2 separate regions of the Mus musculus genome follow, and region 2 is linked to region 1. The links are chromatin loops, found by intact Hi-C in ENCODE. Cell type or tissue: gastrocnemius. All regions are shown on one strand. Each heading gives the region's core, and the rest is flanking DNA. Links, peaks and the distances in the headings are about the cores only. Region 1 holds the start of Capn15 (calpain 15). Region 2 holds the start of Rab40c (Rab40C, member RAS oncogene family).

What was found. Hi-C counts contacts between places; a loop is a spot of excess contacts. Peaks named below come from ENCODE experiments on the same cell type or tissue, not always from the same donor. Only the 100,000 strongest peaks of a DNase experiment are listed, where the experiment ranks them.
Region 2: a loop joins it to region 1, with 4 times the contacts of the local background. A loop is called at or near these places in 5 of 42 quality-filtered maps.

The regions. Positions count from the first base shown.
Region 1 is chr17:25,972,008-25,987,169 of GRCm38, forward strand. Capn15 (calpain 15) reads right to left here and starts at 13,867. Exons shown (of 12, transcript NM_001347334.1): 1 at 13,464-13,867; 2 at 1,084-1,372. The coding sequence starts at 1,259. 1700022N22Rik (RIKEN cDNA 1700022N22 gene) reads left to right here and starts at 13,823. Exons shown (of 2, transcript NR_166913.2): 1 at 13,823-14,029. In gastrocnemius, for the core only: no CTCF peak of the experiment used is centred there; a DNase peak (open chromatin) is centred at 8,999; H3K27ac peaks cover 339 bases.
Region 2 is chr17:25,911,573-25,926,734 of GRCm38, forward strand. It overlaps Rab40c (Rab40C, member RAS oncogene family), which reads right to left and starts at 8,142. Exons shown (of 7, transcript NM_139154.2): 1 at 8,080-8,142; 2 at 7,793-7,977. The coding sequence starts at 7,934. Pigq (phosphatidylinositol glycan anchor biosynthesis, class Q) reads right to left here. Exons shown (of 11, transcript NM_011822.4): 11 at 14,848-15,162. In gastrocnemius, for the core only: no CTCF peak of the experiment used is centred there; DNase peaks (open chromatin) are centred at 7,766, 8,334, 8,524, 8,958 and 1 more place; H3K4me3 peaks cover 2,923 bases; H3K27ac peaks cover 2,229 bases.

The DNA of each region.
Region 1 (15,162 bases), core at 4,069-12,068:
TTTCTTCCCCTAGTTGATTTTGGTCAATGGTGTCTTATCACAGCAATAGAAAAACTAAGACAGTGTGTAGGTCTTATTTCAAAAAAAAAAAAAAAAAAAAAAAAAACTGCTTAAAAGGAGTTAAACCTCAACTTGGAGGTATTGCCTGGAGCGTCTTGCAGACCCAAAGGGAACTGACACTGTAATCCCTCATGTGAATCAGTGCACCATCCCCACTTGCTTGAAGGGTCCCATTCTGCTTGTCACGGCTCTCCAGACCTTGGGTTCCCAATATCTTCTGACCATTAGAGTAACGTGGTCCTACAGATTCCAGTAGTATCAGTGCCAGTATCTCCTTAAAGTCACCCCAGCCAGGTCAAAGTCACTTCAGAAGGTAGTCTCCTGTCTACAGTTTTATGCCCAGATAATTTCCTATGCCTGGTAGCTGTTTGTGAAGTGCGTCATGTCATGTGTGTCATGTGTGTCATGGCTTCTGAGCAGAGGACAGTTAAGAGTTTCCTAGGTTTACTAGAACAGAGCTACTAGGTCTACATCCTCTCTGAGGTGAAGTCCTGGATGTCTAGGGAGTGTCAGATACCCCTCTAAAGGAAGCTGATGACACACATGGCTTAGAAAGGATGACTTGAAGGGAAAAGTAGGCCCCTGTGGTTCTCTACAGGCAGAATGGCATCCTTAGAGGCAGCCACACTGGAGCATAGGCACCTTAGGTAGGGGAGGGAAGTAGTGTTCAACTCTGACAATTGTGTGAAGCTAGCCAGCACTCGGCTTGCTTGCTTGCGGTGCTAGCCACCCTAGCAGGGGCTCTCCAGACAACTTTCATAGGAATACGACAGGCGCTGGGTGAGTGCTGCTCAACAGCATGCTACAGCACAATCCTAGGCAGAGGAAAGTCTCAGACCTGGCAGCCAAGAGCAGCAACCCCAGATCAGCTCAGCTCCTGCACCTTTAGGGAAAATGAGTTGCCAGGAAATAGTGACAAACAGAAACCCTGCTCTAAGCAAGCATCTACGCCAAGGAAGGACACAGTGAAAAGGAGGTCTCCTGGCCATGACCCCTCAGGGTTGCCCCTCCCCACCTTCTTACCTTTGGGCCCTGGGTCGTGGATGCTGTCTGGTGACCAGAGCACTTCCCCAGACAGTCTCCCCAGGGCCACTCCTACACCAGCCAGCTGCTGCTGGGGGCCCTGGGTAGGGTGGCCCCCCAGGGAAGCCGTGGTCTGACTCCGTCTCGGCAGCCAGGGAGGAGGCGGAGCTCCCCATGGCCCCCCTGACAGCGGCCACGTAGAGAGCCGGGCCTGGTCACCTCTGGCCGGTGGCACACGGATGGAAGCATGGAGAGAGGAGAGTGCCCACACCGGAGAAAGGGCAGCCGGCTGGTCAGTGACACAACAACAAAAATAAACAGAATAGAAAGAGAGAAGAAACAGTGTAACTCACACAGATGAAAACTCTAGGACCCCCCGGGTGTGTGTGTGTGTGTGTGTGTGTTTCCCAGCATGCCTTGGGGTATGCAAGGGGAAAATGAGGTTCAGGGACCTGGGCATGACTTTAAGTATTCAGCACTGTAGTGCACATCCCATAGACAAGCTCCACAAAGGATACAGGTCAGAGGCCCAAGGCCAGCGCTCCACAGAACTGCTGCTCCCTGACTTGAGGCACAGTAAGGTTTTAGGAAATAACCCTAGTCTGAAAAACCCACGATCCCTCTCAAACTTGTCTCTAGTCTACAAAGGTTTTATTCCTCAATTAGGAGAACAATTCTGCCTCATTACAGACAACTATCAAGGAGACATTAAGTTCACAGGAAAGGCTGGGCAGTGGTGGCGCACACCTTTAATCCCAGCACTTGGGAGGCAGAGGCAGAGGCAGGCAGATTTCAGAGTTCGAGCCCAGCTTGGTCTACAGAATGAGTTCCGGGACAGTCAGGGCTACACAGAGAAACCCTGACTCCAAAAACCAAAACCCAAAAAAAAAAAAAAAAAAAAAAATCACAGGAAAGGAAAAAATGCAGGGCAGAGGGCACAGCAGGATGGCACTTAAAGCTCTAAGAGGCCAGGGTCAGACTGCCTTTAAAAGGGCAGCAGCCGACTGTGTAAAGGCACACTCACCCTCAAGTCCTAGGCCTGGACAATCCCAGGGAGCCTGAGAGACCATCCATGCTGAGTGCAGGAGAGCCACACCTGGTGGCTAAGGGAGTGCTAATGAGACCAAATAAACCCGAGGACTTGGCAGCTGCGAGACTGACACTCACAGGATAACTTATAGCCCTCTTCTGGCTGTAGGTGGAGGTCTCTATGTAGGTGGAGGTCTCTATGCTGCCCTTTGACTGGTTAGACCACAAACTTGTCTGGTTTCAGCAGTTCCTACCCGAGTCTCCTATCACACACCAATAGCACTTTCTCTGGCTTCTGAGTAAGTCTCTATAACACAGACATTGGTATTGGGTTACAGATGAGGGGAGACTGACATAAGGGGTGCAGTTCTGCTTGACAGGTGACAGTCTGTATAGTGCCTTTGAGAGCCAGCACCTGATACCTGGGAGGGTCACCAGCACCAAGCCCAGTCCCACTCCAACATACCCAGGCATGGGGAAAATTAGTTCTGCAACCCTACACCATGAGGTTTCAATCAGAACCAGCTACTTTTCCCATGAAACAGTGTTTCTTTCCTCACTACCTTCTGAGTTAGCATGCCAGGGGCTGCTTTTGCAGAGGGCCTGGTGCTATTGGCTGGATGGCCCTTTGAGATTTGAAGGCTTTTAATTCATACTTGGAAATGGCTAGAGAACAAAACAAAAGGGGAGGTAGGAGAACTGAACTTATGTGCAATGAACATTTCACATGCCTCCCTCCATGTTTTTTTTCTTTTGGAGAGAGAGTCTTACTATGTAGCACAGATTGGTTTAAGCTCCGCATCCTGCCTCCACTTCTCAGGTGCTGTGATTACAAGCATAAGATATCACACTGGGCTAGAAAATTCAAATTTCAGTTTCTACACAAAAGACCATGCTCATTTATTTACATGTTGTCTGTTGCTTCTTTCAGAGATCACACAGCTCAAGAAGCCACAAATGTCTCCTGACTGTTCTATTGAGGAGAGCTGGCTGGCTTCGACCAGGCAGCAAAGCCCAGGTTCAGACTTTCTGCAACCCACACAAAGGGTATAAAGAACTAAGAGAAGGCTAGAGGTCTGGCTGGAACCCACCATGGAAGAATTCCCAAAATTGTCTTCTGATCTTCACAGGTGGGCACATGTTCCCTGCCCTAATAATAATAATGCAGGGCTGGAGAGGTGGCTCAGCGGTTAAGAGCACTGACTGTTCTTCCAGAGGTCCTGAGTTCAATTCCCAGCAACCACATGGTGGCTCACAACCATCTGTAATGGGATCTGACGCCCTCCTCTGGTGTGTCTGAAGAGAGCAATGGTACACTCACATACATAAAATAAAAAAATCTTTAAAAAAATTAATAATAATGCAAGGCAAAGAAGGACAGGTAGAGATGGTTATGTGACCTCCCATAATCCAGCACTGGGGAAACTAAAGCAGATGAATCAAGGTTTCTAGGCCAGCCTGGAGTACATACTGAAACCCCTCAAAAGGAAACAAAGCAGGGAGCTCAAAGATGGCACAAAAGTTAAGGTCACTTGTTGCTACTGTAGAGGACCTGGGTTGGATTCATAGCACCCATGTGACAGTTCACAACAATCTGTAACTCCAGTGTCAGTAGATCTGACATGCTCTTCTCTAACATCCATGGGTATACACACACACACACACACACACACACACACACGCACGTAAAATGTTCATATACATAAAATAACTTAAAAAAAAAACCAAAAAACCAATAAGTCAACAAAAAACAAAGCTCAAATAAAAAGATGCTAGTATACTTTGTGTAATCTATTGTCTATAGACTGTTGTCCTGTCAGTATGAAATCATCCCAAATGACAGTACTGAGTTAATACTACTATCCCTTTTCTGGTCAAGGTGCCCTTCCCTACTCCCCAGCCCTCTCAGGGTGCCACAAAGTAACCTCAGCTAACCTCACATTCTTACTGCTTTTGTGTTCACACAGGGTCTTACAATGTAGCCTAAGCTGATAGCAAATTCCTGATTCTCCTGCCTCAGTTTCTGGAGTAATACAATGCACTTGGCTCTGGTTAAGATCTCTGGACTGTGTTCTAGCTCAGTATAGACATGCCCCTTCATGGGACACAGTAGGCTCCTGTGCTGGTGGCTTTGTTTGGGGCATCAGTGAATTGTATCTGGTTTTTGCTACTTTGGTGAATTCTTCTTTTTCCCACCCTTGGTTTCTCCTCTATCACTAGACAGGAGAGAAAGACTAGAGAGGAAAGAGAGAGATAAAGATCTCAGAATCTAATTTCTTTTTGTTTCTTCTTTGCTACTTTATAGGTTCTTTGTTTTTCTACCCTTTATCCGCGCCCCCACCAGTTTTACTCCATATCACTAAACAGGAAAGAATAGAGGGGGGAGAGAGAGAGAGAGTGTGGAAGGCAGGGATGTGAGGGAAGGGGAACTGGCAGAGATCTGAATCTAATTCCCTCCCCCTTTTTTTCCCTCGAGACAGGGTTTCTCTGTATAGCCTTGGCTGTCCTGGAACTCAGAAATCCGCCTGCCTCGGCCTCCCAAGTTCTGGGATTAAAGGCGTGTGCCACCATGCCAGGCTTCACCTTGTTTTTTTGTTTTTGGATCATGACTACTGTCAAACTGCAATCTCCATTCCCCAACAATGCCTGTAGGGGCTCTAACACTTACATACCCTCTGAAAAGTTCCCAGAATTCCAAATGTTGCAGAAACTATCTGCAGTTGGCAAAACCCCGTCTTTGCTAGAGCACGAGGCAAATCATAGTCAGCTGCTGCAAAACAGCCCCATATCCCCACATCCCCACACCTGGGATTAGAGTGAAATAATATTATTATATTTCTATGTTTTTTTTTTTTTAAGAAATCAAGATTCCAGAATTCTAACTACAGTGAAATGTTGGTGGCAGGGTGCCTAGCAAAACATGCTCCTATCCATCAGTCCCATGTTACAACAGTCACCCAGTCACCTGTGTCTCCTGTGGTTGTCAGTGCCACAGCAACCCTCAAACTGACAAGCCCTGGCAACATGGGAGCCTCCCGTAAGAAATGTACCCCAGGGCTGGTGAGATGGCTCAGTGGATAAGAGCACCCGACTGCTCTTCTGAAGGTCCGGAGAGTTCAAATCCCAGCAACCACATGGTGGCTCACAACCATCTGTAACAAGATCTGACGCCCTCTTCTGGAGTGTCTGAAGACAGCTACAGTGTACTTACATATAATAAATAAATAAATCTTAAAAAAAAAAAAAGAAAAGAAATGTACCCCAGCATTTCTGGTGCTTCTCTCTCATACCCAAACACTGAGTTGGGGAGAGGGAGGAAAGAGTATTGAGTTAGGCTTAGCACAAATGCCCATGGGGCAAAAATTGTTCACCACAGGGTCTTTCCCACATTTACTATGAAAGCAGGAAATATATTCAGGGGCTGCCCATCTGCCTACAGGAAGATTACCTGCTCCTCCAGGAAGGTACTAGGGACGTGCATGGGCTTGGGTGCTGCTTGCCCCACAGTTCCTATAGTCCTCACCTACCCTTCTTGCCAATCCTGCCCAGAGCACATCCTCCTCCTGCCTTTGTGCTCGCTCACTGGGGACACTTTCTTTGAGCATAGGGTCTCTTGGGAGGGTGGGGACAGCATATTCTTTCTTATTTGGTAAGTATGCAGAACAAAGAAGAAAGAACAATGACTCCAGGAACTCTCCATGCGACAAAACCCCAATCATGTCTGCTATCGAGGAGGAGAGAGCCCTTTGGTGTGCTCAGGAGCCTCTGTCCTGGCTAAGGGCCACCTGAGGCTTGAGAGATGATGACCCCTACCTTAACCCCACTACACACACCATGAGCCACTTGACTACCAGCTCTTAGTTGGCCTACGGGGTCCTCTCACCTTGAGAAGCTGGCATCAGTATGGCTCTGCTTGTTTTGAGACAGTCTCATGTATCGTACGATGGCCCAAAACACTATGTAGACAACAATGTTCTTCCATTCCTGATCCTCCTGTGTAAGATTGTGTGGCTTACCACATAGCTGTTCATGTGTGCCTCTTGAAACCCACCTTCTTTCTGCTGGCCTTTCAGGCACAACTATAGACCCCAGCATCTCCAGCAACGCTGGCAGTTGGCAAGTCCACATGTATGTAGGCAGCTGGGTAAAAGGTTCTACATGCCTTCCTTCTGGAGTCTGACAATCAGGGGCCACTGAGAGAATAGAATGGGAATCCAGCAGCAGCCCTAGAGAGGACTAGTTGTTCTCTGTCTTGGCCAGCCCTCTACAAAAGCAATTATTCCACCCAAGCAACTTGGCCAAGGACACGGGAACCAGGTCTTCTCTGAGTGAAGGAGGCTGGTCCCTCTCAGGTCTCCCCCATCTAGCCCAGAGTACACCAGCATAATTAGCATGTGGTGAAGCAGGGACACCAAGGAATGCCAACACAGGTGGATCCAGTCTTTGTTCACATTCTGGTTGCATAGGCTGTACTCCAGCACGGCCCCCCACCCTGGGTGTTAGGCTTGAGTTACCTCAAGTGCTGTCCTCGCTTTGCCGCTACTCTAGAGAATACTCCACTTGCTCATTCTTTTACTCCTCTGTGTGCCCAGCAAACACCCGTTGACCTGTGCTTTGAGTCAGGTTGCTTTAGGAGGTTGGGCACAGCAAGTAGTGATTCTCAGAGGTCCCTGCCCCAGACATTGTCTCACTGCTACATGAATTAGTGTAACCACATCAGCCTCCAACAGGAGGCAGAAGAGGCAGGGGACAGTAAAGACCACAAGATTTGAGAGATAGGTTCTCCCATCCTCTTAACCCAGGAGCATAGCTATGCCTTCCCAACTCCATGACCTACCAGCCAGTACCTCCTTTATTTTCATCAGGGAACTGTTCCACTTTTAAATGGGACAGTGGCCTAGATCTGGCCTCAAGGAATGGGACTGCCACTGCTCTAAAAGACAAAGTATTAATTATCAAGCTGCATTAGCATGTCCCCAGCCTTGGTGTGTTTGTTGAGGACAGCTGGGGGGTATCCACCCAGGGCAAGCATGAGAAGACAGGATGACACTTCCATTAGATTCTGCATGGAGCCACATAAGGGTGTCCTCTCAGTCAGGAGGCCAAGTCCTAGCTATGGCATCAACAGCTTCACTTTCAGCTCTGAGGACCCATTTGCAGGGGAGATGCTTAGTATACTTCAGGTAGGTCAGATTCATGGCTCTTCCTCACAGGTGCTTAGGCCTGGAGGTTGGATTGGCTCTCACAAGCCCCAAAACCTGTCTAAGGGCTGCAAACCCTTTGTATAGGCTGTCCCTTGGTCCTACACTACCACAGCCAAGTCAGTATTTCCTGCCCAGAGCTCCCAAAGACTTGTGGGATGTCTCATTTCCAGGACAATCTGGGGATTTTACCAAGTCAAGGCCAGGGAGACCTACTGCACCTTGTGCTTCCAGGGCTCTTGGTGTAGGAAGTACAATGTCTTCCTACATCTCCTATCTGGGGCGGTGCCCAACCCCAGTAAAACAAGAGTAGAACGAGGTTTCCTATAACAATTGATAAAGTATCTACCACACAAGGCCCTCCTCTGGGTAATTTTATAAAGGACCATCTCTCTCCCACTTTAATTACAGTAACCCCATGTCACTCCCCTCTTAAGAGAGCGGATGACAAGGGAGAGCAGTGTCTAGCCCCCACCTGACTCCCATAGCTACCCCCATATCTTATACTTGTACCCACCAGTGCAGGAGGCAGCAAGTCCAGATGTGAAGCCAAGAGTAAGCCACTGCTGGAATGCAATTCTGTCCAAAAGCAGCTGCTATCAAGGCCAGCTCCAGAGAAAATGGCCTGGGGACAGGAAGTAAACCCTCCCTTCAAGAAACTAGGCTAAGATCTACCTCAAGGAAGCACCCAACCCTGTGAAAACTGGCTGAGCAGCATTCTCTAAGAGACAGGGGGAGTGTCTCCACAGGAGTGTACTACCCCCTTAGCTCTTTGAGCCTTTGGCAGGCCACAGGCAAGACATCTTAGGTGGTACATCTAAGAGGGTACGAGACCCAAGTGGCAAGACCAAATGCCACTAGCATAGCTTCCCCGAAAATATTTTCCGCAAAGTCAGAGAACCAGGTTGGTAGGGCAGGGCAGCAGGGCAGAGGGCTGGTCACCAGAGACCTTGGGCACTGGCCCAGAGAAAGGGGTTCCTCCTGCCACCTCGGTACTTCTGCCCTGCTGCCCCATCAAACAATCCAACAAACAAGCCACACCATTTGGTAACTAGCTCACCTGACGAGATGCCAGTGTGCCCACACCTGAGTTGCTGCCTTAGGAAAGGGCCTCTGAAAAAGCTGACCACTGCAATCCTCACCAAGAGAGCATACCCCTTTTATCAAGGTTTGGACTCTGGCTCAGGAATGCCAAGTGCAGCCTCTGGGATTATCTGCACAAGCCAAAGTCCTACAAATGAGTCCTGACTGACCATGTGGCTCAGGCCCTGCCCTCTTGTACAGTGCTACAGTGAGAACCTTTCAGAGGATTGATTACTGTCCCACCTGAGCACATGCTGTTCAGGGACTCCTGTCCTTTAACAAGTTGTATTTATTCCACAGACAGAGACCACAGGGGACAACAAGGTTTGCTGGCTCTTAACTACCTCTGTCACAGGAACCAACTTGTCCCATAGTCAAACAGGCCTGTGGCTAATTCTATACTGGTAAGGACAATACAGGAGGTTATTCAAGATCCTGTCTTGATGTTCCTCACCTTGGTTCTGCTCTTGGGCAGAGTGCATCACCAGGGCCACAGATCAGTAGTAGTTGGCAAGAAAGCCTAGGCTGTCTAGGTACTGCCAGGGAACCATGCCCAGGTTGGGGCAGGGCTCAGGGAAACAGTAGAATGCCATCAAGATTCCCTGGACTCGGGTTCTGGCACTGCTCAGCCACTCCAGCTGCCTGCCAATGCGGAGCCACTGTTTGAGCTGCAAAGCTCTGCTTTTCTAAGCAGCTGCTCACCATGGAAGATGCTGCCATGCCAGGTAGGATATTCACATGTCCTCATCCTGTACTTCCCTTCTGAGTCACTGCAACCTCCTACACGCACTTGGCCACTGCCCCCTCGTACGAACAATACTGGAGATGGTGGTCACCACCCTCCACCTACACACAAGAAGCAGTGTGCAAGCTGAACTCAAAAAGTGAACCAGAGATTATACTGAAAATGAAAAAGCCCATCTAAGAGCCAGGTGTAGGACAAAAAGCCTTAAGAAGAAGGCTGTCCATTTTTCCATTTGTGTCAAGTGCTTCCTGGTCTCCAGCTCACAAGCAGAAGTCAAAAAGTCAGGCTGAAGCTGGGTATAGTTCCACACAACTTTAATCCCAGCACCCGGGAGGCAGAGGCAGGCAGATTTCTTAGTCTGAGGCCAGCCTGGTCTGAAGTAAGTCCAGGACGGACAGCCAGCCAGCCAGCCAGCCAGCCAGCCACACACACACACACACACACACACACACACACACACACACGCACACACACACACACACACAAGCACACAGATACACATGCACAGACATACATGTAACCACACACACACACACACACACACACACCCCTGAGCTGAGGCTGGACCTCAGAACAGTAGCGGCACCTCCAGCTGTACGCCTATTCAGAGCAAGTGAGACACACTGATCCTGCTGAGGTGAGCTACAGCAACTCTTGAGGCATCTACATGCCAGACCTGCTGCATCCTAACAGGGAAAGGGCCACTGAGCATCCTTCTGTGACCATCCAGAGGGAATTGCACACCAGCTTAATTATACATTATGAGAACAGAAATTGTGTTTTTCAACGTGGTATTGCCAGGAAAACAAAGGATTTAAGTTTTTAGTTCACAAGCTGTGTTGTTTAATGTGGAACACCATTTTAAGAGAAGGTAGAAGAGCAGCCTGCCGGCCCTGCCATCAGCAGAACAAGAGTCATGGGATGAGGCACTCAAGCTCATGGCCAGCTCCAAAGAGGTGGCCGGGATTAGGAGCATGCGGGGCCATAGCATGTCTCCCCTGACTTCCTTCCCCACTAGAGCTCTGGCCTTTCAACATCTCTGCAGAAGGGCAGGGGCTCCAGAAAGCTATAGAACATATTGATTTTTCCATTAAATTGTGTATGGTCAGCAAGAACAAGCAAGGGACAGAAGTCTGAGACTCCTTTTTTTTTTTTTTTTTCGAGACAGGGTTTCTCTGTATAGCCCTGGCTGTCTTGGAACTCACTCTGTAGACCAGGCTGGCCTCGAACTCAGAAATGCACCTGCCTCTGCCTCCTGAGTGCTGGGATTAAAGGCATGCGCCATCACGCCCAGCTTTGAGACTTCTTTAAACACAACTTTTAAGAACTTTTAAGGACAGAGGAAGGCAACGGGAGAGGGCACCTTCTCCATCAGTGAGCGTTCTGCAGCCTTCCCATCCTGTTAGCAGCAGGTATGGCTGTACCCTGACATTTTCAAATAGCCGCTATCGACTTGTTTTCCTTCCAATATCCCAACACTCTACCCAGGCTCATCCTCCAGCTTGGCCACAGGGAAATGGGGATGGCAGATTCAGGGAAGCTGAGACATGGAATATGGTGCAGGAGAGCCACGACTGTGCCTTTGTCAGTACAAGAGGGTTGAGGCCAGGGCAAGTGCCCACTTGTTTTCCTGAAATGGAGCAAGCCTGCTCTGGTGCCCAGTGAGTTCTTACGCAGTGATGGCTATATCACTGGTTTCCCACATGACAGACAGCTTGTGCAGAAGAGTAGAACAGAGCAGTTGGACTGCCCAACACCTTATGATGGTTTACCCTAAGACCCACACTAACCACGCCTGCATTGCCACACTGTCCTCCTATAATGCCACCCCTGGCCACTGTCTGCCTAGTAGGACCAGTCTGGTAGGCAATATGCTGTCCACACCAAGATACTCTTTGGTCCACTGGTCACAAGGTTTCCACACAGCCATGCCATGGTCCACAGAATGACAATCATGTGGCTAAGCCTCATGATCTCCAAGCCTCAACCCAGTCTCCTCTGCCTCCTCTCAGCGACACTTATGCAAGGGTCATAAGCTGGTAGTTTACTTCTCAGACTGAGAAACAAGCCAGGTGCCTGTTTCCACAGAGACCACATGCTACTTTTCTGGGTTAGGAGAACTCTTTAACCTTAGAAGTCAATCGACTCAAGGCTACCAGAGGTCAGCAGTCAATTGAGGATGCTTACTGGCTACCTGATCAGTGTGGGGGTGAACTGAGTTGGTTACCAGGACTTGCCAAGAAATAACACACACGTCTTGAGTCTGGGAGACACCAGGAGCTGGGCTGCCCCCAACAGAGCCCTGGGGATAGGCTAGAAAGATATTGGAGGTCTAGGAATCAAATGGCTCCAGACAGCCGAGACAAACTGAGGATGTGTGAAGGCCAAATGGCAGAGGTGTATCCAGCCTGAGGAGTTAGGGACTAATTAGAGCTTCTGAAAGCAGGAGCACAGAACACTTCAGGGTGCTCAGACTGTGTGAGGTGATAGAACCAGAGGGGACTGGAAGGACAGGGTAGTCAAGAGATAAACAGCCAGGTAGGAGAACAATCCACACCCCGCCCCCAGGCCTAGGGAGGGGTGGAGGTGGGGACAGGAAGTGTCCTTTAGGCCAGAGTCTTAAGGCCATATCTGTATTTCTCAAAATTCAGCCTCCCAGGCCACACAGTTTAGAAATCATGACAAAATAAAGAGACAAGTCACCAGTGATCCTGGGTCTCTCCGTATCTGGTGTTTTTCAAAGAGCTTAACATTTTTCGTTTATCATTTTAAAAATTATTTTTAAAAAGTTTAATTTTGGCCTTTTCAGCCCCAGCAATTGTCTAGTGCAGTGAAAGGCAGTGTTGATACTAAAGACCACAGGGATGGACAAAGGACTACTCTAACTTTCTTAGGCTCTTAACTTATCAGCTCATCAATAGCATGTATACTGAAGGTTTTCAGGTCACCAAAAAGGCTCATCTCAAGAGCCACCAGTGAGAATGTGGAAGGAGACCAAAAAATGCTTGTGGTTTGGAGACTTAGAACTCTGTCTATCCCTCTCCTGTCAATGGATGACGGACAGCCTCAGTTTCCACATCTGTAAAATGGGCCTTACAAGTTTTGCCTTAAGGCCTGGACAATGTACAACAGGGGCCAGGAAAGCTTGGGAGTAGACAAAGCCTGGATCCAAGGATGGGCCACAATGGAACCCTTTACCCACAGAGGACTAACCTAGGCTTCTACATAGATATGGAGTTAGGGCCACTCTCAGACACTATGGCCAGCAGAGATTTTGATAACTCCATTGCAGTTAAGTTGTACAGTTTCTGAGCCTTGGATCCAGCAGGGTTCAAGTCTTCCTCCATGGAGGTCAATGACCTGTCTACCAGTCAGACAGCTCTAGACATTCTTAGATGTTAGAAAAGAAATGGGTGCATCTCTGTGGAGCAGAAGGACCTCAAAGGAAACAGAATCTACTACCCCATGGAGGCAAGCTACTGTTCAGCAAGACACAATTGCCCTAGACTGCAGAACTGTGGTCCTGAGCGCATCCCTGACAGCTAGACTCTGGAAGCAGGGAGAAACTCAAGAGGCAAGCTCCACATCTGTGACTTGCAGTTCTCCAGACTGGGAAAGGGGAAATTGCCACTGGAGGGGTAATCTCACAGTTTCTTACTGAGTAGCAGTTCTTCCTGATTTATTGCTGAACTGCAGGGTCAGCAGCAAACACTCAGGTAGGCTCTCAGGTTCTCCTGAAACTCAGGAGGTATCTATCCTGTTTTCGAGGCTAGGTGTTTCGCGGTCCTGTTTCAGTATCTGTACTCAGGGACCCTAAGAGCCAGCCTAGCAAGGACCATCTGGCCACACAACAGGGTTCCCAAATCAGACGTGGAAGGGCCCCTTTTTCAGAAAACAAAAAGAAAATCCCGCAGCTGTCAAGGGGCTGCTCTGTAACTTTCTCGGCCTGCTGACAGGCCCGCAAAAACAGAAGTGTGGGATGAGGGGGCACACAGGACGCTTTACTCTTGCTGCCGCCCCAGGCAGCTGCAGGTTTCTGCAGACAGTGCCCCCACGACCTATACCTTCGTACAGTGGGCCAACGCTTAGCCCCGGACAAGAGGGCACTCAAGGACAGGCAGGCACCGAGGGTCGCCTGCGTCTGAGGTTCCTAGGCTGGCCTCGAGTGACCCACACCTCCGGCGCGCTTCCCCCTCCCCTTCCCGCTCACCACAAGCCAGGCTACTGCTCCCAGGACAAACATGGAGCATCCCGGCTGATGCCCTGAGGCCGAGCTCTACGAGTCCTAGGCCGTCTGGCCGGCCGCCTACCGTGGAACTCACCTTAGCGAGCCGGCGGCGCCTCCTCAGCGCTCGCGATCGGTCTAGGCGGGCGCGGCCCTAGTGCCGGCCCTCAGTCGGTTGACCCACAACTTCGACCGGAGGGCACCAAGGGCCCCTTCGCGCCAGCCGCGATGCTCCGCCGGCTTAGCGCGTTTTGGCCGCGAAGATCCGTCTCGGCCCGGCAACCTTACAAACGCCTCCGTAGCTAGCGCCCGCCGTCCCGCCCGGCCTACCCGCTACGCCTTACGCTGCTTCCGTAGCGTGGCGCCCAGCCGGGGCCCGAGGCTACAGCGCGTCAGGGGCGCACGCGGCACTGGGAACCCGGAGCCGGGACTACGGCTCCCACAGGGCAGAGCGACGCGGCTCAAGGCACGCCGGGAATTGTAGTCCATGAATGGTCCTACCCTCTACTCTTTCCCTGAGATTTCGCCCTCCCAACGTGACCGGAGACGCTCAGTTCACGGATGCAGTTGGTACTCCCAAGCTAGTTTGATGTGGCGCGCTGGATCCGGGAAGAGAACGGACTACAGCTCCCAGGATCCCCTTAAGATGGGCTTTGGGCTCCGGTAGGCGTCCACGGGGTTCGAGTGTTACTGCGCCAGGGGAGATGTCGGGAGTCTGGGTCGTGATTTTGTACAAGGTCTGAACCGGTTGTCTGCTGCGTTGGGGCAGTAGGTGGTACAGTCCAACCTAGCTGCCTTGGCTGCTTTCTACCTCTTCCAGCGACTTCTGGTTTCTTTCCCAACGGTCTGAAGCAGCAACCGTGCTGGCACTGCTCCTTCCGAGGTTACTCCATCTGAGGTCTGTGTTTACTCGAGTGCTAGATAGGCACGTCACTTTTTCTAGAGAAACACTGGCATCTGAGGCAGTCCTTTGAGTTATGTTCACAAGAGCCCCCAAGCTATTTCCCATTAGAGCCCTTTGGCTCCCCCGAATTAACTTAATTCCAGCCACTTGTCCTCTGCAACTGAAAGCTAACTAAGAATCAGGCTGCTAGCCGGGCGTTGTGGCCCACGCCTTTAATCCCAGCACTCGGGAGGCAGAGGCAGGCAGATTTCTGAGTTCGAAGCCAGTCTGGTCTACAAAGTGAGTTCCAGGACAGCCAGGGCTATACAGAGAAACCCTGTCTCAAAAAACAAAACAAACCAAACCAAAAACCAACCAAAAACCAAAAACCAAAAACAAAAAACAAAAAAAAACATAGCACATAGCAAAAGGACACCCGGCACTCTGAATGTTGTGTGAGAGATTGGGTACTATTTGCCCCCGGACCCAGAAAACCTGAGTCTGGCTCAGTAGAGACTACAGATAATGTTTCTGGGAAATCATTCATGCTCCAGAAGCTAGAAAGCTAAAGACTGGCCATTGAATTCAGGATGCTGTGGGGACACCTATGCCTGAATGGGGAAGACACCAAATTTTGGCAAGAGGAGAGGAGCAGAGGCTGTCTTCCTGAGCCCCCTGACAGTGGTGAAGTCACTGCTCATTCATCAGTAGGTGATACCCATGATCAGGAGAATGGCCAAGCTGGATCCAGGACAGTATCTCTGGTCACTACGGGTCATCACTAGTGCAATGATGTATCACTGCACTAAGTAAGATGATCACACAGCAGGTAAAGCTGGATCATCCCAGGTTGGCTGAGCCCTGATCTATGCTAGTGTAGTATGGGCCAGAAGACAGACACCCTGTTGAGTGC
Region 2 (15,162 bases), core at 4,315-12,314, 60 kb before region 1:
AAAAACAACAAAAAGCATTCAAGGCCACTTTTATCAGTGCTACATGAACCTTTGTAAAAGGCATACTACCTGTCCCCAGAGAAGAAAAACCAGGCTCTCTGAAGAAACTAGTCAGTTCCAGACTAAGCAAGGTCAGCACATATCTTAAACATCAACTGCCAAAGCAGAAGATGGTCAGCCTCTCAGGATATGGCGCAGAACTGCCTGAAGAGGCTTCATATGCAGCACGATATGTGAGCACCACCAGCAAGACGGCAGTGAGGGATACAGGGTGGGAACCAGTGGATGCGGGAGACACTGAAGAATCCAGAATGGACCACCATTCAATGTCTTCCCTTCTGCAGGGTTCTACTGTTCCTGGCCCTGCTCAGCCAGAGGATGCTTCAGGGACACAAAGACTCATAGCCTAGGCAAGACTGCTGACTCACCCTCTTTGAACAAAGTGTTGGCATGGGGCAGGGCAGGGCAGGCAGGCAGCCTGGGCAGTGACCTAGTTCCCTTGGTCGTGCTTCACTCTTAGGCAGAGATTTTCTGAACCTAAAGAAGAGGCCCTCAGCAACCCTGGTAAGTGTCACTGCACCTGTTCAGTACCTCACACGGGCTTCAAGCACCTTGAACCCTGATCCATTTACCCTAATAACTAGGTCTTATGCAGATTCAAATGGTTAATAGTGTGCACAGCTGAAAGGCACCAGGTCCACTTCAGCTACAGCTCCCAAGCTAACCCACATACCCTCACCTCACTGGCTCAGAGCTTCTGGCACTTGGCTGTCAACTCTTCGAAATGCTTCACAAATTATGAGATTACCTGTGCCTGTCCAGTACTCAGTTCTTCTATCCTCTGCTTTTCCTAGATGCTGGCATGGATAGCCCTCTCAGGACAGAGATGTCCTTCACTGAAGTTGTTCAAGCACTTGTTATAAACCCCACCTGAAAGCCCTGTCTATCTCTCTTGCCTCTATGCCCTCTGCAGGCCTGGACCCTTTGAGTACTTCGCGTCTTGCCTCCTCTTCCCAGCTGTATTGGCTAGTTTTGTGTCAACTTGACACAGCTGGAGTTATCACAGAGAAAGGAGCTTCAGTTGAGGAAATGCCTCCATGAGATCCAACTGTAAGGCATTTTCTCAATTAGTGATCAAGGGGGCAAGGCCCCTTGTGGGTGGGACCATCTCTGGGCTGGTTGTCTTGGGTTCTATAAGAGAGCAGGCTGAGCCGGGCGTGGTGGCACACGCCTTTAATCCCAGCACTCGGGAGGCAGAGGCAGGTGGATTTCTGAGTTCAAGGCCAGCCTGGTCTACAAAGTGAGTTCCAGGACAGCCAGGGCTATAGAGAAACCCTGTCTCGAAAAACCACAAAAAAAAAAAAAAAAAAAAAAAAAAAAAAGAGAGCAGGCTGAGCAAGCCAGAAAAGAACATCCCTCCATGGCCTCTGCATCAGCTCCTGCTTTCTGACCTGCTTGAGTTCCAGTCCTGCATCCTTTGGTGATCAACAGCAGTATGGAAATGTAAGCCGAATAAACCCTTTCCTCCCCAACTTGCTTCTTGGTCATGATGTTTGTGCAGGAATAGAAACCCTGACTAAGACACCAGCAGACAGTTATTTCATGTGTCTGCGCCACTGTGCCTGCATGTGTGTATGTGCACCACTTGCAGACTTGGTGTCCTCAGACATCAAAAGGAGGAAATCGGAACCGGAGTTATAGACGACTGAGCCTCCTTGTAGGTGCTGGAAAGTAAACTAGGGTTCTCTGCAAGAACAAGTGTTCTTAACTGTTCTCCAGCGCTGTCCCCACCCCCAGCTTCCAGATTTAAATGTCTGGCACCTTGACAGGCAGGTAGTGTTCTACTTCAGTTCATCTGGTGTGTGCCCCACTGCTTGTCAGGTTCGCCTTTCTCTACTATTCCCATCCTTCTACTTTCTGAAGGACAAATGTGTAAAGATATATGCTGTGTTCGGGATCCTGGTTTTAGCAAAAGAGCCACAGACATGAGAATCACCCGTCACTACACGGACTCAGAGGGACTACTTTTCCACCTACCTCCCACGCAAGCACAGTCTCCTAGACACCGTCCTTGGCCCAGTCAGCCTCTCTGTGGATGCTCCGCCCCCGCCAACCTCATACTGCTGGTCCCCAACACCTGCTTTACTGGCATGTAGCTAATCAGCCTGGCCACCTACCTCCCGTTCCTTGTCTTCTTCAGGTTTCTCTCAACCAGCATGCTAAATGCTAAAGGCTGTTTGTTCCCTGCATTCTTAGATAGCAGAGACGTTCTGGTCAATGTACAACTCCACAGCTTCCTGTTAAATGTGTCCTAGTTTCAGGCTCCACACCTCAGTGAGGCAGCTTTGTAGGGATCAAGCAATTTTATACCTTTCCAGTTATCATCTTCAAAAAGAACAGGCAGCAAAAGGACCTGCCAAGGGCCAGTTCCCTCCCTTCATGTCCTTCCCACCCCCTGCTCAGCTCCTGATACTGCTTCCTTCCTGAAATGCTGCTGTTAAATTTAGATCACCCCCAAGCCACAAACAATCACGCTGATGGAAAAGATGACATTATCTATGCAACTTAACAATCCCAAGTGTGACCACACAATCCTCCCAGAAAGCTGACAGTCTTGCTGGGCTTGCCATCTGAGCCTTTGCTATGTCACTTGGTATTGTTTATACTACCAAAAACAAATATTCTAGTTAAATGTGGTAATCTTACTACTTGGGGAGCAGAGGCAGAAGCAGGAGGATCACTTTAAGTTCATGGCCAGCCTGGTCTAAATATTGAGTTCTAGGCCAGTCAGAGTTATATAATGAGACCTTGTCCCAAAAAGTCTGTAAAAGCAAACTGTCCTCTAATCGGCTCTGGCTTGTAGCCTGCACTTCTGGCCGGCAGGTGGGATGCACTTAAGACATCCACAAATACATGACTGAACAGATGAATGAAATGCTGAGGGTGAGGTGCAGGCACTGTGAGAAAGACGGACCTAGTCAGAGCCAACAAACAGAAGGTAACCAACCCCCAGAGGGTGGCTTACATGCCCAGGCACAATAGGAACCAATGTCCAGGTGAATGCTTCTCTGGGAATGGAGCAGACAAGCCAGCATTTGCAGGGCCCGTGTCAAACTATAATGGCCTGTCAAGAAGTAACAAGGATGATATGGCTTTTCAGAAAATAGCTGGGTCAGGTAGGAGCTGGGACAGATCTCCTAAGGTGCGGATAGCGAATCAAGTGTACAGAAGCAGCGAGTGTCTAGCAACCCTACACCTACTGAGGGTTAAGAGAGTAAAACCAGGAAGTGCCACTGCTGCACTGTTTGAAGTCTGCCTAGCTCCCTCTCAATGAAGGCTAGAACAGAGCCACCCAGGACCCCAGTGACCATACCACCCAGGCTCTCTGAGCCTCTTCCATGATAGGAATCATGGGTACTGGTGAAGATTAAATGACGAATAGATACGCACTCAGCAACATGCTTGGAACAAACCACACACTGGAGGAATTAGCTGTTACCACAGTGGCCATTCCTGTTCCTCCTGGAGCCAACAATTTGCCAGAAAACCTGGCATCTAACATAGGGAAAGCCAACAGAATCCTCCAATAAATTACCCCACAGTATATACAGTAAAATTGAGACCTAAGTGCCTGGCTTCAGATAGAGTAGAGAAAGGAATGTGAAGAGTTACCATAGTGATCATGTGGACTAGCACCAAGGGAAGCTGTATAGAGGCCTTTCATTCACTCAGAAATATACATTTAGATCAGGCACAGTGGATCTGGAGTTCTAGACTAGGGAGGCCAAGGCAGGAGGATAACAAGTACAGTTTAGGTATACAGCAAGACCCTGTCTCAAAAGCATATGACTAAAAAAAGGGGGTCTAGGCAAGACTCGTGATAGTGCTGGAGATAATGCAATGATTGAGACATATGGAGTGTATGATTTAAAGACAGGTCCAATAATGGAAAATACATGCAAAAGTGGGTTTTAAGTTTCCCTTGAGCCGGGCGATGGTGGCACACACCTTTAATCCCAGCACTCAGGAAGCAGAGGCAAGCGGATTTTTTGAGTTCGAGGACAGCCTGGTCTACAGAGTGAGTTCCAAGAGAGCCAGGGCTACACAGAAAAACCCTGTCTCGGAAAAAAAAATTTTTTTCCCTTGAGTGGGGCTGGAAAGTTTGCTCAGCAATTAAGAGTACCGTTGCTCTTGAGGAAGACCTAGGTTTGAGTCCCAGCACCCACATGGTATCTCACAACTGTCTATTATAACTGCATAAGGACATCTGATGCCCTTGTTTGGTACCAGGTCTGGCACATGGTACACAGACATACACTCAGGCAAAATACCAATGTGGTACCTGCTCCTTAGACCTGTTCTGAGTTCAATCCCTAAATGCTCCACAAGGGTGAGAGAGAAAACCAACTCCCAAAGCTGTCTTTTTTTCCCCTTATTTACTTATGTTTTTTTTCTTTCTTTCTTTCTTTTTTTTGGTTTTTCGAAACAGGGTTTCTCTGTGTAGCCCTGGTTGTCCTGGAACTCACTGTCTAGACCAGGCTAGCCTTGAACTCAGAAATCTGCCTGCCTCTGCCTCCCAAGTGCTGGGATTAAAGGCGTGCACCACCACACAGCTCTATTTAGGTATTTTTGAGACAGAGAATCACTATGTAACTCTGACTATCCTAAAACTCACTGTGTAGACCAGGCTGGCTAGAACTCAAGAGATCCACCTGCCTCTGCCTCCTAAGTACTGGGATTAAAGATGTGTGCCACCATGTCCGGTAAAAAGCTGTCTTTTGACCTCTGTATGAGGACATACACACACCATTAATAAATAAAGTACTTAAAAACTCCCCCTGGCTGGGCAGTGATGGTGCATGCCTTTAATACCAGCACTTGGAAGGCAGAGGCAGGCAGATTTCTGAGTTCAAGGCTAGCCTGGTCTACAGAGTGAGTTCCAGGACAACCAGGGCTACACAGAGAAACCCTGTCTCAAAAAGCCAAAACATAAATAAAAAAATAAAAATAAAAAACTCCCCCTGACTCTGTCACTTAGAGAAATGGAATTCAACCCCAATGAGAGGCAGCATGGAGTAAGATTCCCATAAATGGTGTTGACCAGTGGGTCACTAATCTGACACCACAGCCCTGCCTGTAGCAGGGTCTTCACAGCATGCTGGGACACAGGCACATTATCCTCACTCTCTCAGGTGAATGCATCATCTGATGCCACAGACATCTCTGTAACCATCAAATCCCAACATTCTCGGCAATGCCCATCGTCAGCATCACTCCACAGCTTCCTTCATAAACACTAACTCCCAAAGGAACAGAGAAATGAAGGAGCACCCATGGACCCATTAACAGGCCATGAGCATATAAACCACAATGGATTTTCCTGAAGGATCCAACACTTAGGAGTCTTTGTATGAGCTAGGACGAGATATAACTGTCTTACAATGCCCATATCACAAACAAGGACAGTCTTGTGTGCTGTAGTAATAATGTTTCCTGGGTTCAAGGGTAACTACCCAGTTGGCTGGCTTGAGGCCAACAGGGACCTATCATCCCAATGCCACATATCAGAACCAGAGGCAAATTTATTTGTTTTATGCTTGTGTGTAAAGGCTGTTCCCCACCCCCGCCACACCCCGCCCTGTCCTCTCCCACAGCTGAGACTCCACAACGCCTTTTCTCTGGAGCATAATTCCACCATGCATGCCCAGATGAAGCTCTCTGAAAATGTCCTGTTCCATCCAGAGAGGAGATCACTGCTGCTGGGCACAATCACTGTTGTGTCTTCAATGCCCTGATGTTTCTAACTCCACAGAGACCCTAACCACAAGTATTTAAAGCACCAGACCAGAGGACTCCTGCAGACGCTGGGCATGTGGCCACAGTACTGTCACTGTTTCAGGTGTCAGTGCTAATCAAAGAAAAAAAAAAGTCGTTTTGATGACTCACATGTTTGTAAAGTCAGAGAGAGCGATGTTCACACCCAAGGAACAAGCTAGACCAGACGTTGAGACAGGTAAATAACCCAGCTGGGATCAAGAAGGAGATCAGGGGCCAATATGGAGCAGCAGACTCCTTCCCAGGTGGGGACTACCCTGCTCAGAGGAGCCCTGGACCTTGAAAAAAACCTAAAAGTGAAAATGAACGTTCTCTTTCTGTTTTCCAGACATGGTTTCTCTGGGTAGTCACGGCTGTCATGGAACTTGCTCTATAGAACAGACTGGCCTCCAACTCAGAGGTCTGCCTGCCTCTGCTCCCCAGCACAGGGACTAAAGGACTACACCACCAGCACTTGGCTGACATGCAGAGGATGTTTAATAATGGTGAGAGAAAGGAATCATGCGCTTATCTACTTAGAGAACGAGAAGTCCAGCTCTTTCAAACAGTAAATACACACTGTGCGCACACTCCAGAACCAGCTGCTTTACCACTGCTAATCTCTTCTCTGAGGAGGCCCAATGCTCTGACCCAAAGGCCTGATATCTGTGCTGTATGCATGTCAACCCAGCATGAGAACCATGCTGTTGAGGCTGTTTGCCTCTGTGCTTCACACTGCTGGACCCACACGGGCCGTACAGCTTGTGCATCGTGAAAGCACTGGGTGGGTGAACAGTGCCCATGGTAAGTCTCACACCTCTGTACTCTTTATGTGCTAGTGGCCCCACTTCGGGTAGCACGTCATAGGAAATCTGGCAAGACTCCGTTGACAGAGGAGAGGAGGAAAGAGGATCCAGCAGGAGGCTGTGTGGATATGTGGTTGAAGCTGATGGGGAAAGGAAGAGTGGAGCAGGGACAAGCAGTCTCTCCAAAGCACAAGTTAACACTAAGCATTTCTGAAGCCAAGCCCAGCCCTTCCCACACTCCCCCATTGGAAAGGTAACCCCCCAAAGCCTTTCTGAGCAGGGCTGTCACCCTGGGACGCCCAGTTAAATACCAGTCAAGGCTGCCTGGCTGTGCAGAGGTCTTTTCACATACCCTGCAAAGTAAAACCATGACTCTTCCTTTCCTGCGCTGAAGATGCCTGCTGTGAACTGAAGCTGAGAGGTGCTTGGGGAGGACTTACAGAGAAGATCCAGCGCTACTGTTCAAAAGGAAGGGTCCTCCACTGATGTCCTGGCAGTCATCACCCTTGACAAGTCCTAACTGCTAAGAGTGGTAGATGTCTTACCTACACACTCAGCTGTTATTTACCAGACCGCCAGTACTCAGAGCAGTAAGACAGGGCTAACAAGACCCCAGAGAATGAAGTAAAAAAGCAGAGTAAAAGGGACTCGGGAAGCGACCAGGAAGGTAGAATTAGTCCAGTGATATAAGATGACAGGCCCACTGCACATTAATTCCTCCGGAGTCAGCAGCCCCTGTGATCCAATCCCACCCACTGTTAGCTACGATTTTACCTTAAATATCTAAATTAAGAGGCAAGCTCAGGCAAGTGCCAGTGATGCAATCTACCTTGTGTATTTTTTGCCATGCACCCGGAAGTTAACAAAAATCACATCGCAGCAGACCTATTTTCTCCCTGCACAGGGTGCGGTGTCTCTGAGCAAACCCCTCCGGCGGCAGTGCGGTGAGCACCGGGCCCGTCGTGCGGTATCTGCCGCGCGGCCCATTCCAGGCCCTAATGGACTCCAAAGACCTGCTGCTGTGACTTCTTAGTAGCCACCAGGACCCGCGCCCGCTTGCCGACGGCTCCTCAAGGCAGGGCCAGAGGATACCGCAGCGACACGCGCAGAGGCCGCCCGCTCCCGCGACAGGCCGCTCCCACCTCGCGCGCCCACAGCCAACCCCGGCCTACCGTTGCTGTAGGCGTACGGGGATTCAGCTGCGCCGTCCTGAAGGCTCTCCAGGATCTCGCCTTTGCCCACGTCGCTGTCGCCCACCAGCAGGAACTTGAGCAGGTAATCGTAGCTCTTCACTGGACTGCCCTGGGTGCCCATCCTCCCGCCCGCCGCACCGCGGCCCACGGCACCGCCGCCAGACCTGCGGGCGAAGGCTGGTGAGCGGCCGTGCGGTCAGGACGCTGATGCTCCCGCCCGCTGGCCACCGCCCCCAGTGCACCCGCCCCGCTGCCGCCAGCTTCACCTCAGCCTCCTAGCCGCCGCCGCCGCCGCTGCCGCCGCCGCCACCCGCCGCTTCCCGCACGGCACCGCGCAGCCCCGCAGCCCCGCCCCCGGATGCGCCGCCGCCATTGGCCACCCTCCGCCGGCCCTCTCCGGGCCATTGGCCTGGCAGCCTGGCCGTCACGGTCGCCCCGCCCCCACGTCGCCCCACACAAGGTGCCGCCCAGCCCACGGTCGCCCCGCCCTGCCCACTCGCCACTGCTACTGGCCCGCTGCCACCCTCTTTCTCACTTCTGTTGGTCTACATGCTTGTCTATCACTGAAGTCCCGTCCCCGCTATTTCGTACACAGTGTTGCTGAGGCTGGCGTTTTTCCCCGCCTCCTCGCTGTGACCATTGGCTACTTCCCACTGATTTTCCGAAATCATTGGTTGCTCTTGCATGTCCATCCCAACCCCTACTGCTTCCTGCAGGATGCCTCAGAGCCATAGTAGCCGGGCACCGACCTGCAACATCCTGGCCTCCCGCCCCCTCGTCATCACCATTGGCTACTACTGCTAAGGCATTTGTGCCATCTAACATCGATCATAACCTCCTAGGCCCACCCCTTTCCTAATTCGGGCCAATCAAGAGTCAAACATTACACAAGTCTACCCTTCCCCCCTCGTGGACAAGCGGAAGGGTAGAGATAACTCCTGCTTCAGCTGAGTCCCGGGAGGAGGGTGTTGGAAGGGGGCAGGTTATCTATCAAGCTGCGTTGGCCGGCCGCTCTCACAGAGACCCAGAAGGGAAGTAACAAAGTTCGTCGTACACTGTGGGGCTCGCCTTCCCTGAGGGCAGGGCGGGGACAGCCACTTAGTGTTCGCCCTGGAGGGGCAAGCCTCTCTCCCTTGTGGGCTGTTCCAAGGGGTGGGACTTCCTCCTGGCTGCGGAGTGGGCGGGGCCGCTACTGAGTGTTTTGGCACAAGGATGGCGGCTGAAGTCCACCTCTGAGCTGTCTCTTGTGGGGGACATCCTTCCCAAAGCGGATCCTGAGGGCTTGGACCAGCGACTGAGCAGCGTTGGCCCGGTGAACTCCAGGATGGGCAACGCATTGCATGTGCACACTCGGTCGGCCAGCTCCAAGGCTGGAGGGCCACGGACAGCGTTCTTGGTTAAGAGTGCATTCACAAGTCACATAAATAGCAAAAAATTTAAAACGTAAAACATAAGCCGGGCGTGGTGGCGCTCGCCTTTAATTCCAGCACTCGGAAGGCAGAGGCAGGCGAATTTCTGAGTTCGAAGCCAGCCTGGTCTACAGGGTGAGTTCCAGGACAGCCAGGGCTATACAGAGAAACCCTGTCTCAAAAACCCAAAACCAAACCAAACCAAACAAAAAACAAAAAAAACCGTAAACATAGATTGGGACCAACGCTCTTGCACTGTAAGCCTAACAGTATGAGTTCGATCTCCCTCCGGTGACTGACCATCTGTAATCTCCATCTAGCTCCGGCTCCTATAATAAGAAAGAAAGGAAGTAAAGATAGGAGAATTTGTCCAGCAGTTCAAGAGCTACCTGGCCTGGTGTAAGCCCATTTTAACAGGGGGAAAGGCTGCAATGACTTCTGAAAGTTATCCTCTGACCTCCACATACCTCCACATGCTGCAGTCACACATATACTGTACCTTGGAACAGTTTTTACACAAACTTCCTGAACATTGTCAGATAATAGATAAAGTGTGTGTGTGTGTGTGTGTGTGTGTGTGTGCATGTGTGTGTGCATGTGTGCACGCAGAGGACCCGGGTTCAATTCACACATGGCAACTCACAACTGAATTCACACATGGCAGCTCACAACTGTCTGTAACTAGTTCCAGATCTGACACCCTCACACAGACAAATGTGCAGGCAAAACACCAATGCACATTTAAAAACAAGTATAAGAAACTGATAAAATGAGGGATTGGATGAAGAGTTGGTTTAGAAGTTCAGAGCACTCGTTGCTCTAGTAGAGGATCAGGGTTCAGTTCCCAGCACCAACTTGTTAGCTCACAGTCATGACTCCAGTTCCAGGCAGGGATCTGATGCCTACTTCTAACTTCTCCAGGACCAGGCACATTCTTGGCACACTTACATACATGCAGGCAAAACAATGAGACACATATATCATTAGAAAACAGATGGCAAGCAGGTGTGTTGATATGGTGAAAAGTATTACCCATAAAAAGGTATGAAGACTGGCACAAGAATGAATTTTTTAAAGGACTTTATTTATTATATGGAAGTACACTGTTGCTGTCTTCAGACACACCAGAAGAGGGCATCGTATCCCATTACAGATGGTTGTGAGCCACCAGGAGGTTGCTCAGGACCTTCGGAAGAACAGTCAGTGCTCTTAACCACTAAACCATCTCTCCAGCCCCAAGAATGAATTTGGACAGGGCATGTAAATCCCAGTACTGGGAAAGCAGAGGCAGGCCAATCTCTGAGTTTGAGACCAACCTGGTTTACAAAATGACAGTCAATCAGAGCTTGTTACACAGAGGAACCCTGTCTCAAAAACAAAATGAAACAAAAAAACCAAAACCAAAAACCCCAAAACTCTGTGATGGCAGAAGTTTATAAGCCCAGCTGCTTGGGATGTTGAGACAGGAGGCCAAGAAAGGATAACATCAGTGCCGACTCGGTGCTGCTCCTTCACATGACCACTGAACACAAGTCTGGGCAGTGTGCCACCAGTGATGAGGTGCCCGCTGAGCACAGATGTGTCCACAGCTGACAGCTCTCCTGGCTGCTGGGAAGGCAAGGACCTCCTCCTAAGCAGGTTAGGTGGGTGACACACGCCTATAGTCCTAATACTCGGGCAGGAGGATTGCCATGAGTTCAAGACCAACTTGAGCTACATGACAAATCCAGGTTTACTGAAGGTACTGGATAGATGGCTCAGCAGTTAGGAATGGTTGCTGTACTTGGGCGGGATTGGAATTTGGCTCTCAGTACCACAGCACATGACCACCTATACAACTCCATGGTCAGGGGATCCAATGCCCTCTTCTGCCCATCTGAGCACCTGTACTCACTCACAGTCATGTCAACAATAGACAAGCAGGGTGAAGCTGAGTTGCCATGTGTGGTGGCCACAGAACTTGAGGGAGCTGTGACTGGACAAGCATGTGGAAAGGCCAAGAAGTCCATTTGACTCACATACTGAAAACTGTCTCTTTAGCTGTGTGACCACTTCAGTGACACTATTCAGTTGGTTTTCCCAGATTGTACAGAATGGGAGTCATTGGACAATCCCTCAGGAGAAAACAGACTGAATTAATCAATCAGTGGATGTCAGGTTAGCACAGACTGACTAATCAATTGGTGGATGTCAAGTTTGTGTCAGGCAGTTAACAAGTCTGCTGATGCTAAAAACTAACATTAAATGTTCAAAGGTGAAATTAGAATTCAGTAATTCCAGGTTATATCCCACCAGCTACTTAAGAAATGTGAAAAACATACACACACACACAACCAGCCAGGTATGGTGGCTCACACCTCTAATCCCAGCACACTTGGGATTCTGATGCAAGTTCAAGACTGGGCCTACAGAGGCCCAGTCTCCAAGAAAGAAAGAATTAAGAAAAAAACCTACAAGGGGTGTTTTCTCCAAGGGACTGTTAGATCCAGGCCTCCTCTCCAGCAGCAGGTACCCTTCCTTCATTCCAGCAGCCCCACACTAAGTGACTACCTCCCTCCTAAGCTGAAGACAGAGCCTTTACTGAGCGTCTTGGCCCTGTGAACACTGCCACTTGGTTTGACACAATATTCAGGAAATATTTGTGAGGGGATGGTGCCTGAGAAATGGCATCAGAGCTCTCCTCACCTGCCTTCAGGGACAGGTTTTCCTGCTATTCTCTTGGTCAAGGGTGTGTAGGGTGGAGGCTCCTGAGTCCTGGAAGGCAGAACCACCCTAAGGCCTTCCAACAGAACTTCTCAGCTCATTCTGACTCTCCAAAGGATCCCAGAGGTAGTACCTGTATCTTTTTCTTTTCTTTTTTTTCCTGGCTACATTTTGTCCAGGAGTGGCCAATCCCTGAGCTCTGGATCACATAGATTTCATAATAAGATTAGTTAAAATTAATTAATAATAAAGTCCTGCCGGGCATGGTGGCGCACGCCTTTAATCCCAGCACTCGAGAGGCAGAGGCAGGCGGATTTCTGAGTTCGAGGCCAGCCTGGTCTACAAAGTGAGTTCCAGGACAGCCAGGGATATACAGAGAAACCCTGTCTTGAAAAACGAAAAAAAAAAAAAAAAAAAGTCCTGATCCTCAGCTAATGAGTAGTTGAGAACAGAGTCCTGGAGGGCCACAACCTGGTTACCAGGGAGATCCTCCCTTATAGAGGCCACTCTGCCCAGACACGTGAGCTTTGCCTCTGTTCTGATAGCTCTCACCCCCTGTGCTGGCTGTAATGATGGTGAGAGTCTTTCTTTAGAGGTGTGAGGTTTGAAATAGGGATGTTCACCCATGGGGGCTGAGACTAACCTACCCCCCCCCTTCCAGAGACACACACTGGCTGTGACAATTGAAGTCAGCTGTTAGCCTGACTATACTTAAAGCACACCGAGAAAACTGATCACACTTTATCTCTAGGCTATCCATCAGAATATTTCCAGAAACAGAGATGGGCCTTTGAGTCTGAGTGGACTGAGCAGCATGGTGGCCCACACCTTATTTCACAATTTGTCAGGCAGGACTCATGGGAGGTAATTAGTAGATGAAGTCATGAGGGTCGCTCCCATGGTGGCATTAGTGGCCTTAAAGGAAAAATGAGCTAGCACACTTGCTTTGTTTCTCACAATGTGATGCCTGGAACCATGTTGTTTGGCAAAAATGCCCACAGCCAGATGCTGTGCCAATGGCCTTAGATTCTCAGCCTCTAGAACAAGACAATGAACCTCTATTGATAACACATCTGGGCTCTTGCATTTTGTTATAATTAAAAAGAGCAAACTAAGACCAACTTCCCCACTCTGGGTGGGACCCTAAGTCCTCTGAGAATTCTGGGAATCATACAAGGGGACAGACCCTAGGCCCAAAAAACCATGTGTCCAGGAAGCTTAGGAAGTAACCACAAAACATTTCAGTTTGGCTGGAAATTGGCAGTTGACAGTTGGCCTAGCATTCATGACATCCTGGGTTTGATCCTTAGCACTCCATAAATTGTGTTATGTAACTGTAATCCCAATACTCAGGAAGTAGAGGCAGGAAGATCAGCAGTTCAAGGTCATCCTTAGCTACGTAGCAAGTTGAGACCAGCCTGAAACACATGATACATATTTCAAAAAAGAAATGTTTCCGCCAGGCATGGTGGCGCATGCCTTTAATCCCAGCACTTGGGAGGCAGAGGCAAGTGGATTTCTGAGTTCGAGGCCAGCCTGGTCTACAGAGTGAGTTCCAGGACAGCCAAGGCAACACAGAGAAACAAAACAAACAAACCAAACAAAAAACAAACAAACAAACCAAACAAAAAAGGCAATGTTTCAATTACTCAGAGGTCCTGGCCTTAAGACTGGAAACAAGAAGCCCTAGAACCTCTCATAAGTAGACAGATTCAGACATAGTGACGGACATGGCAGCTAGTGGAGACAGAATGAAGTCGGGCCATGTTCATGTCCCAAGTACCTGCAGACAAGCTTCTTTCAGTTACAAAGGAGGGCAGATTGTGATAGGAACCCTGACAGCTCCTGGGAAAGGCACCTGTCCATCAAAGTAATGCCCACCCAAACATCAGCCCTTGTTGTTAGACATACATGAGCTATGTCTGAGAATCATCAGAAAAACCTCCATGGGCACAGCTCTCTGCAAGAGGCAACTGTTTTGGCTCCAATGGCCAGTGTTCATTTGGCCAGCTCTGGTGCCAGGCCCTGACTGGTCCTCAGAAGGGCAGACAGCCCAGTACTCTGCTGCACACGAGGACAGCTGCCAGACTAATCTCATGACAGGGCCAGCTGGGCTGAGGTCAGAAGCTCTGCCTGATGTGAGTACAGGAGTGAAAGGATGAGAGCAGGAAGCTAAAGGATGGGTAAGGGTGGCCAGGCAGAGTAGGGAAAAATGCATGCACAGAAGTAGTAATCCGTGTGCTGCTGAGTCCAAAGGGACCAAGAGACAAGTGGAAGGCCTGCCTAGAGTGGAGCACCTAGTATTGCATGTGACAGCCATTTTCAGCAGGCTCTCTCTGGGCACAGGGTCACACAGGGCCCTATGGCACTCCCCAGTTGGCTTATACTGATCCTTTGTGGAGTCCCAGGCTAGAAAGCAACTGAGGGACCCTTCTTCATAACCAGGATGACAGGCCTGGAGGCATCTGAAGACTGCAGATGCTAAGAGTCAGTTGAAGATGTGTGGTATTGGCACACTCCTTCAGTCCCAGCACTAGGGAGGCAGAGGCAGGCTGATCTGTGTGTGAGCCAGCCTGGTCTACAGAGTGAGTTCTGGGATAGCCAAGACTACATAGAGAAACTTGTCAGTCCAGGGCAGAGCTCTGCTTTGTTTGGAATCCACATAGTCAAAGCCCAGATTAGACAACCCCAGCCCTTCCAGACTGTATCCCAGCTCCCGGAATCTGGGTGAAACTATGGCCAGAGGCACTGAGGCTCTAGCTCTGTTCACCTATCTATGACGTCTTCAAGTACCTAGGGCTGCAACTCAGCAGAGCCTCTGCAGAGGCCTTAGGCAGGAAATGATGATAGTCACCTGGGGTAACCCAGTGCCCCACCTAGCCCACCCACCTAGAGCCTGGCCAGACGAGCAGGACACCCAAGCTGGTACTCCAGATTCATGAGATTTTTATTGTCATCACAGGATCAGGATTCATCTTCACCAAAACCCTCCACTGGCTGCTTAAGAGTGGCTGTGACCTATAGCAAGAGGAAGCAGGCACAGACAGACCAATGTCAATAGTCCCAAGTGCCCCTGAAAGACAGGCTGGGCCGGCTGTCCCCTCCTGCCCACAGTAGACAATTCAGGCAGTGAGGTTTCCTGCCCCCTAGGGACTAGCTCACATGGGGTCCCACTAAGTGTTAGGGAACCAACCCTGGCCATTTCACCACCCCAAGATCATTCACACAATGAGCCAT